Linked DNA regions of Homo sapiens: region 2 is linked to region 1. Evidence: chromatin contacts called from ENCODE Hi-C or POLR2A ChIA-PET data. All regions are on one chromosome and are shown on one strand. Each heading gives the region's core, a stretch centred on a gene start or an enhancer-like site at or near the end of the contact. The rest is flanking DNA. Distances are from core to core; before and after follow the strand shown. Region 1 overlaps GUCY1A2 (guanylate cyclase 1 soluble subunit alpha 2). Region 2 holds the start of GUCY1A2 (guanylate cyclase 1 soluble subunit alpha 2).

The links. Hi-C counts contacts between places; a loop is a spot of excess contacts on that map. ChIA-PET counts read pairs that join two places held with the same protein, here RNA polymerase II (POLR2A). Pooled maps may share reads with other maps.
Region 2: a loop to region 1 is called in a map of chondrocyte, with 2.1 times the contacts of the local background. The contact joins the promoter of GUCY1A2 here to the enhancer-like site in region 1. A Hi-C loop is called at or near these places in 3 of 168 maps with a recorded cell type or tissue (chondrocyte, heart right ventricle and prostate gland) and 1 of 50 pooled maps. POLR2A ChIA-PET finds 5 or more read pairs at or near these places in 1 of 52 experiments (WTC11).

What each region holds. Positions count from the first base shown.
Region 1 is chr11:106,959,451-106,962,994 of GRCh38, reverse strand. All of the region lies in intron 3 of GUCY1A2 (guanylate cyclase 1 soluble subunit alpha 2), which reads left to right. Among named protein-coding and RNA genes, the nearest start is that of GUCY1A2, 57 kb to the left of the region's middle. Within about 2 kb of position 1,779, at least 3 of the 41 ENCODE cell types and tissues checked have a DNase peak (open chromatin) inside an H3K27ac peak, as active enhancers do.
Region 2 is chr11:107,016,835-107,020,378 of GRCh38, reverse strand. It overlaps GUCY1A2 (guanylate cyclase 1 soluble subunit alpha 2), which reads left to right and starts at 1,903. Exons shown (of 8, transcript NM_000855.3): 1 at 1,903-2,626. The coding sequence starts at 2,324. RefSeq lists a silencer at 2,380-2,509.

The DNA.
Region 1 (3,544 bases), core at 530-3,029:
ATAGGCGTGTAAAGTCAACTGTTTAGAAGATAATATAGCTGTACATGGTCAAAATTATTACCACTGCCTATATTTTTAAATTAATAACAGGTCAGAGCATAAGCACATGATGGATATTCATTTCCCTTTTTGTTGGAATAGACAAAAGATCAGTTTCAAAAATGGTGTTCATTTCAGATTATACATATATGTGTATATATATTTTATATATATATATAAATATATATAATTCCTTAAAACTTTAATTGTTGCATAAAAATACTGAGGCTTATGTAAATTATTCTCACATTTCAAATTTATTTGAAATTAAAAATTTTAAGCAAACATATGCAGGACATAATCAGGTATTCTGTCTATGTGATTTAACTCCCCCCACCTACTCCCACAATTCCTGCACACACTCATATACAGACTTTCATTTCTAGTTTTTTTTTTTTTTTGAGATGGAGTCTTGCTCTGTTGCCCAGGCTGGAGTGCTGTGGCATGATCTCAGCTCACTGCAACCTCTGCCTCCCGGGTTTAAGCGATTCTCCTGCCTCAGCCTCCCAAGTAGGTGGGACTACAGGCACATGCTACCACAAAAATATTTGTATTTTTTTTTTTTTTAAGTGGAGATGGGGTTTCACCATGTTAGCCAGGATGGTCTCGATCTCCTGACCTCATGATCCACCTGCCTTGGCCTCCCAAAGTGCTGGGATTACAGGCGTGAGCCACCACACCCAGCCCCATATACACATTTTCATGCTGTCATGGACCTCATAGTCCTGATCCTTTGGGAACAAAATTTTCAACTAAATAATAGAATGAATCTAGTCCTGTTAATAGGAGGCAAAAATTCAAGTAACAGTGGTATTCACTGACCATTGTTCCTGCTCTCACCTTAGTATAAATGTTGGGAAAATAGGAGGGATTTGTGGGATGGAGTAAATCTTGGTATCTCCACATAGGAACTTTATTGGACTTAACTTTATTCTTATTTGTCTAAGTCTTTGTTTGGATAGTTCTGAGTAGTGAAACAGGGATGTTAGTAGTCAGCTCTACAGACAGCAGAATTGAAGTCTATAGTCCAGTTGTTTAAAATGAAGATTGCCTACATTGGGAGATTTCTACTTAGAACAAGGTTACCATAGTCACAAGGCTGAAAAATTTCTCAAATATCTATTTGACTTCTAGGGCACCAAGCCAACTGATTCACTGTTAGTGGGATAGAAAAAAAACAAACTATGTAGACCTTTGACATTCTTCTGCAAGCTAGAAAGGAAATAGCAATAATATACTGGCAAGGCTAGGAATGTGCTGAGAAGAGAAAAGTCAGCTTGCTTCTTTAATTGTGACTCTTTTTTGAAGCACACTTAAGAAGCATTTTGAAAGGAATGTGGCATCTTTCATCATGTGTGAATTCAAGATCTTATAGCTTTGTAATATCTTTTTCCTGCCAAGTACTAGATTCGGTTGACCTTTTGGATAATGCATTTTTGTTTGCTTTCAAATATTGAGAAAGATCTTTCATATAACCTTCTGTTTTCCTTAGGAATTAAATAGTGTTGAGGGAATCTTAAAAGTTTATGGGAAAAAATAAAAGATCCACATTCAGACATCTTTGTTTTATATCTCTTTTAGCTCAGACAGCCCTAAGTCTACCTATTAAGCTATTTATAAGAATAAACTAAGTCTCTGGTGCTGTTTTCTTCCTGCTTCTGCTTGTGTTTTTAACATTCCTATGTCACATATTTTTCTTGCCTTCGTTCTCTAAGAAGTGGAGTGCCTTTGTTTGTTTATGACTCTGCAGTGGGGGCTGCTCTCCTTTGGGCATTTCAGGAGGGTGAGTGGCAGGACACAAGTTGGAATGAGCAAGGTGTGCTCACAATGCATTGAAGAGACTAGTCTAATCTGAGATGTGATTCTTGTTGGTGCATTATAAAAAATGAGCACAGGGAATGGTTCTTATGCTGTGTCTGCAGGATATGCCAGTGCATCTCACTAGATAAATTTTGTTCCACTTAGCATCCTTCCTTCCTCACTGTTCCCCAAATTTAAAGGTTTGGATTTTCACTAATATCGTCTAATCTCTGGCACTCCTTTCCATGAAATTGTGGTATGTGTCCTGGTGAGATAATTAGAAAATTGGTCTGTTGTTATCTAGTTGACTTGGTGCTTGTGTTGGCTGTTACTTTGTTCTTCCTTAACTCTTCTTTTTAGTCCCTTCTGTGCTAGCTTCTGTAGAAAAGAGGATTTAACATACTCACGTGCACTACCGCTGTTACCACCATCATTTTTGCTTTGGAATGGTGATGATTTAAGAACTTAAAACCAAAGGCTTACCAGTATCCAGTCCGTATTTTCTACATTATCTACATTTCCCCATTAATGAGCCCTCTTGAATTTAAATTAAAATGTAAAGGAACCTGAATATGCATTTATTCATTCAAATATCTATTCAACAAATATTTATTGCTCTCTAGATGCTGGCATTGTGTAGGTACTGATTTACTCAGCCAAGTACAGTAGAGTGCTGCACAAATTAATAGCAGACTACTCTGTTCTCCTTTTATTTTGGGCTTCTCAGGCATCCTGTGCTGAGTCTTGGATCAAAAACACAACAATACAGAAAATAATCTGTTCTAATTCCTTAGTGTTCCTGGTAATATATCTTACACTTGGACTTATGGCTTATAGTACTATATAAATTCTTAAGAACAATAGACTGAAATCCTTCATATCTTTATCTTAGTAATTGCCCATACCTGAGATTTAAAAAAAAAATTCAAAACAAGAAAAAACATGAAATAACAGCTTAGTGCTGTTTATTGAATGCTCCTATAAAAAGACAAAATATTGGCAACAACCAACAGTCCAACTATAAGGAAAGAGTCAGTTAAAATATGATAGCTCTGCTTAGAAGAATTTTAAGCAGCCACTTAAATGAGAACTATGTGGAAAGATTATGCTACAGCATGGGAAAATGTTTGCGATGTTGCTGTAGCTCTAGTTCCCCAGGAAACAGACTCCAACATGGAGATTTGCACTCAGACAGGCTCCTGGGCAGTGTGCTCAGGATCAGTGATCCCACCAGGCAAACTTCATTAGGTTTCAAGGCCTGAGAATGATCCTTTGTGGTTCTCAGCTCTGCCTTTTGGGTCATTCTCATGAAAGGTAGTAAGTACATGTTTGCAGCTGAGGAGTTTTACCAGACTGTTTCCCTGTGAGAATGTAAAGAAAGTAGATGGGGCAGAGGGAAAAATTGAATTGCTCTTGCAGAAGCCATCACAACAGAGGTCTCAGCTGATCTCTTCAGAATTGCCCCTGACTGGGGCAAGAAGGAGGTATCTTTTTGTTATGACTCCCCACTTTCCAAATGAACTATCTTTGAAAGCAGCTTCCCTTGCGGAGGCAGGTGGATCTTGAGCCGGCAGCTCTCTTCAGCTGAAGGCAATGCCTAGAGTCAGACTCAGTTGAGAGCTGACAGCTACAAACACTCCCAGTATCTGTTAGAGATGACAGATTATACAAAAAAGAAAACTTTATACATAAAGTGTTTGGGCAT
Region 2 (3,544 bases), core at 654-3,153, 57 kb before region 1:
TTTTCATTATAATTTAGAAAAAGGGGCTAGTGAAACTTTTTTAGCAAAACTGATGATTTTTTATGATTAAAAGTGTAATTTGAGTCTAATTTTCAATGGACACAAATGCACATAGAATTAATTGAAGTAATGGGGAAATCAATAGTAGATGCACAACAGTTTAAATAATAATTGTAACAATTATTATTTTAAAAGAAACTTCCTCAGGATGAGAAAGAATACATATATATAAGAATATATATTATATATATTCTTTCTCATATGTATATGTATATACATATACATATATATACACACACATATATATATATATATATATATATATATAATTTGAAGGGGGAGTGTCTGAGTGATAGTACACACTTTTCTATCTTTAAAGCCCATTTAAGATCTGGGGAAAAAGGTATGTCTCTGAACCAGTTTGAGTGGATTTTTCCAAATGAAACCTCAAATAGCATTTATATTTAAGCCCTAACAAACACTTGGGAAGATTTGAAGTTAAAAGCAAATTGTGGTGGGGGTACAGCACAGGTTTTGTGGTTTGGTTTTGTTTTGCTTTTTAAATAAACACAGTCCACAAAAACCCATCTGCCTTCACCTGGAAGGACCAGTTCTTTAATTAAAAAAACGCTTTGGCTTCGGTTTCACTGGGAAACTAAAGCCAGAGCCCCTAAACTTTTCTCTCCGCAGATCGGGTGAGCTGGGGAGGGTGCTCATCCACTTCATTGCAGGGGGAAGTACAGCCTGGAACCCCTTTCGGGATACTGTCATTTGCCCCTTCTTCCCATCTCTTACTCTATCCTCAGAACCAGTATGAGAGTTTTCTGGGGCTAAGGCAAGGGGCAGTGGGGTCAGGCGCTGGAAGGACTGGTTTGCAAAGAGATAAGCTTTGGAATGAAGCCGCACAGCTGAAAACTCGCGGCAAGACATGCTCGCGCTGTGGCGAGTCAGTTCGAGAAGCATTTATCCCTACTCCCCTTAGCTTTCTGAGCAGCATTTGCAGTCAGGTGCAAACAGATCGCATATTTGGCGCAAAGAGCCCTGAGGATGAGGGACGTGGGATCATTCCCCGGTTTCCCCCGGGCCAGGTGCTAGGTCGTTTGAGGAGGAACTGTTCTCCAGTTCTCAACGCCTGCAAAGGCGGCTATAGGTGGCAAGCGGAGCTGTCCAGCACTAGTGAGGAGCCAGCGGAGCCGGGAGCCCCGCGCACCCCGCCCGGCTGAGGCTCAGCAACAGTGCTGTCTTGTCAGAGCAGACGCTGTCCTCACTGCCGCCCCTTTCTGGGCTCGCTCCGCGCCCACACGGCCTCGCACGAGGCGGGGAACACAAGTCCCCAGGAGCTGCTCCAGCAGGATGGGCGCCAAAATGTTGCCCCTGTCCTTCCCTTCCCCTGAAAGCGTCTCCTCTGGAGTGGGCTGGCTGGACGCTTGGCCTTTCCCTTTTGCCTCGGAACTTCCTAAATAAACTCGGAGAAAGGACAACATGGACCCTAACCCCCACTTCACACTGTCAGGTTTCCCCAAGGTGGCTCCAGGGGGAGGCCTCTCGCCCCCCAGCCCCGAGCCCTTCTCCCCACCAGCGCCGCCGGGACCCATCTGCTCCCGAGGGCCGAGGATAAGGCGTTTGGGGTTGGGGCCCTCAGTCCGACCCGAGCTCCTGTGCGCACCTCCTCGGAGCAGGGAGGGCGCGCAGAGGACAGCAACGAAGTGTCCTCGTTGCTCCTGAAACGTGGCGACAGGCGAGGCAGAGACTCCCAATGAGTATGATGGCGACACGTGATTCCCGCGGAGGGAGAGCATGGGGGGGGGCGGGGGGATAAAGGGAGAAGGAGGGAGGCAGGGCAGCAAGTGGAGAGAGGCGGGAGCAGAGAGGGAAAGGGGGCGAGATAGGCGCGCAGGCGGCAGAAGCCTCTGCCTCTGCCTCCCCTTCTGCTTGGGCCGCAGCCCTCCCCGCCCCGCCGACCGCGGTCACACACTCTCGGAGCCTCCCCGTGAGCGGGAGCGCGGCGCACGGCGATGCGCCGAGGCGGGCGCTGAGGCGGCGCCGCGCGAGCAGCAGCAGAGGCGGCGGCGGCCCCCAGCCCAGCCCGGCGCCGCCGCCGAGCCCGGGCCCCAAGGTGCGGCGGCGCCCCAAGTTCCCGCCATGAGCAGCCGGCTCGGGGGGCTCCGCGGCCCCGGGGACTCCCGCCCCGCCGGGCGCGACCGCAGCGCCCCGCGGCCCCGACGCGCTTAACGTTGTCGCTTGCCGGTCCCGCCACCGCCGCCTCCGCCGCCGCTCGCGTCCTCGCCGCCACCGCCTCGGCCGCTGCAGCTCCGCCGGCAGCATGTCTCGAAGGAAGATTTCGTCCGAGTCCTTCAGCTCCCTGGGCTCCGACTACCTGGAGACCAGCCCGGAGGAGGAGGGGGAGTGCCCCCTGTCTAGGCTCTGCTGGAATGGCAGCCGGAGCCCGCCCGGGCCGCTGGAGCCCAGCCCGGCCGCAGCTGCCGCTGCCGCCGCCCCGGCCCCGACCCCGGCTGCTTCTGCCGCCGCCGCCGCTGCCACTGCCGGGGCCAGGAGGGTGCAGCGCCGGAGGCGGGTCAACCTGGACTCGCTGGGCGAGAGCATCAGCCGCCTGACGGCGCCCTCGGTGAGCGGGGGGCGGAAGGGGGGACCGCCTTCGGGGGAGAGAACGCGGATCTGTAAAGTTGGCGCTGGGCGAGCCGGGGCGCGAGCGCAGAGCCCGACCGCTGGGGGGCGGCCCGGCCTTACCCTGCACGGCCTAGGGTTCCAGTGGCTCCGGCGACAGAGGATCCCCTAGGCTAGGGCGGAAGAGGGGACTACAGCACTGGGAAGGAATAAGATTCCACTCCTTTGGGGTATCCTGATTCGGGGGCCTGTCTGCCCACCTCTAGCCTTGAACCCTACTTCACCACTGTTCCCCCTGGACAGCCCCAGTGCTGCTTCACACCCACCTGTTTTCTTTCCCCTAAACTTTCCCAGGCACTGTGTTCTGCAGTTCAGCTTCCCTGTCTTTCATCCTGTTCTCCAGCATCCCAAAGGAGCCCCAACCCCTTCCAGGAAACCCTTCCTCTCCTTATTTCCCACACTCTCTTGGTCTTAGCGTGACCTTCTCTGACATCTTTGAATTCCACAGGCTATCTGCATTCTATGTTGCATCCTTTTTCTCACATCTTCAGATACTTTTTGCCAGATACTTTTCTGAGTTGCCTTCTGTTCAAGTAATCTCTAATCTCGAGTTGTCCTCACCCCGTAGCTTTTTTTCTTTTTCTTTCTTATCCACTAGGCATTTATTCTTCTCTGGGTAAACCTGGTGTCTGGATTTCTTTTTTTTTAAATTAAATTTAATTTAAAGTCCCGGGTTACATGTGCAGGATGTGCAGATTTGTTACATAGGTACCAAACGTGTGCCATGGTGGTTTGCTGCACCTACTAACTCATCACCTAGGTATTAAGCTTCGCATGCATTAGCTATTTAAACCGCTCTGTACTTCTTGCACCTGTACCTCATCCTTTACTCTCTCCTCAATGGATTCTCTAGTGCTTT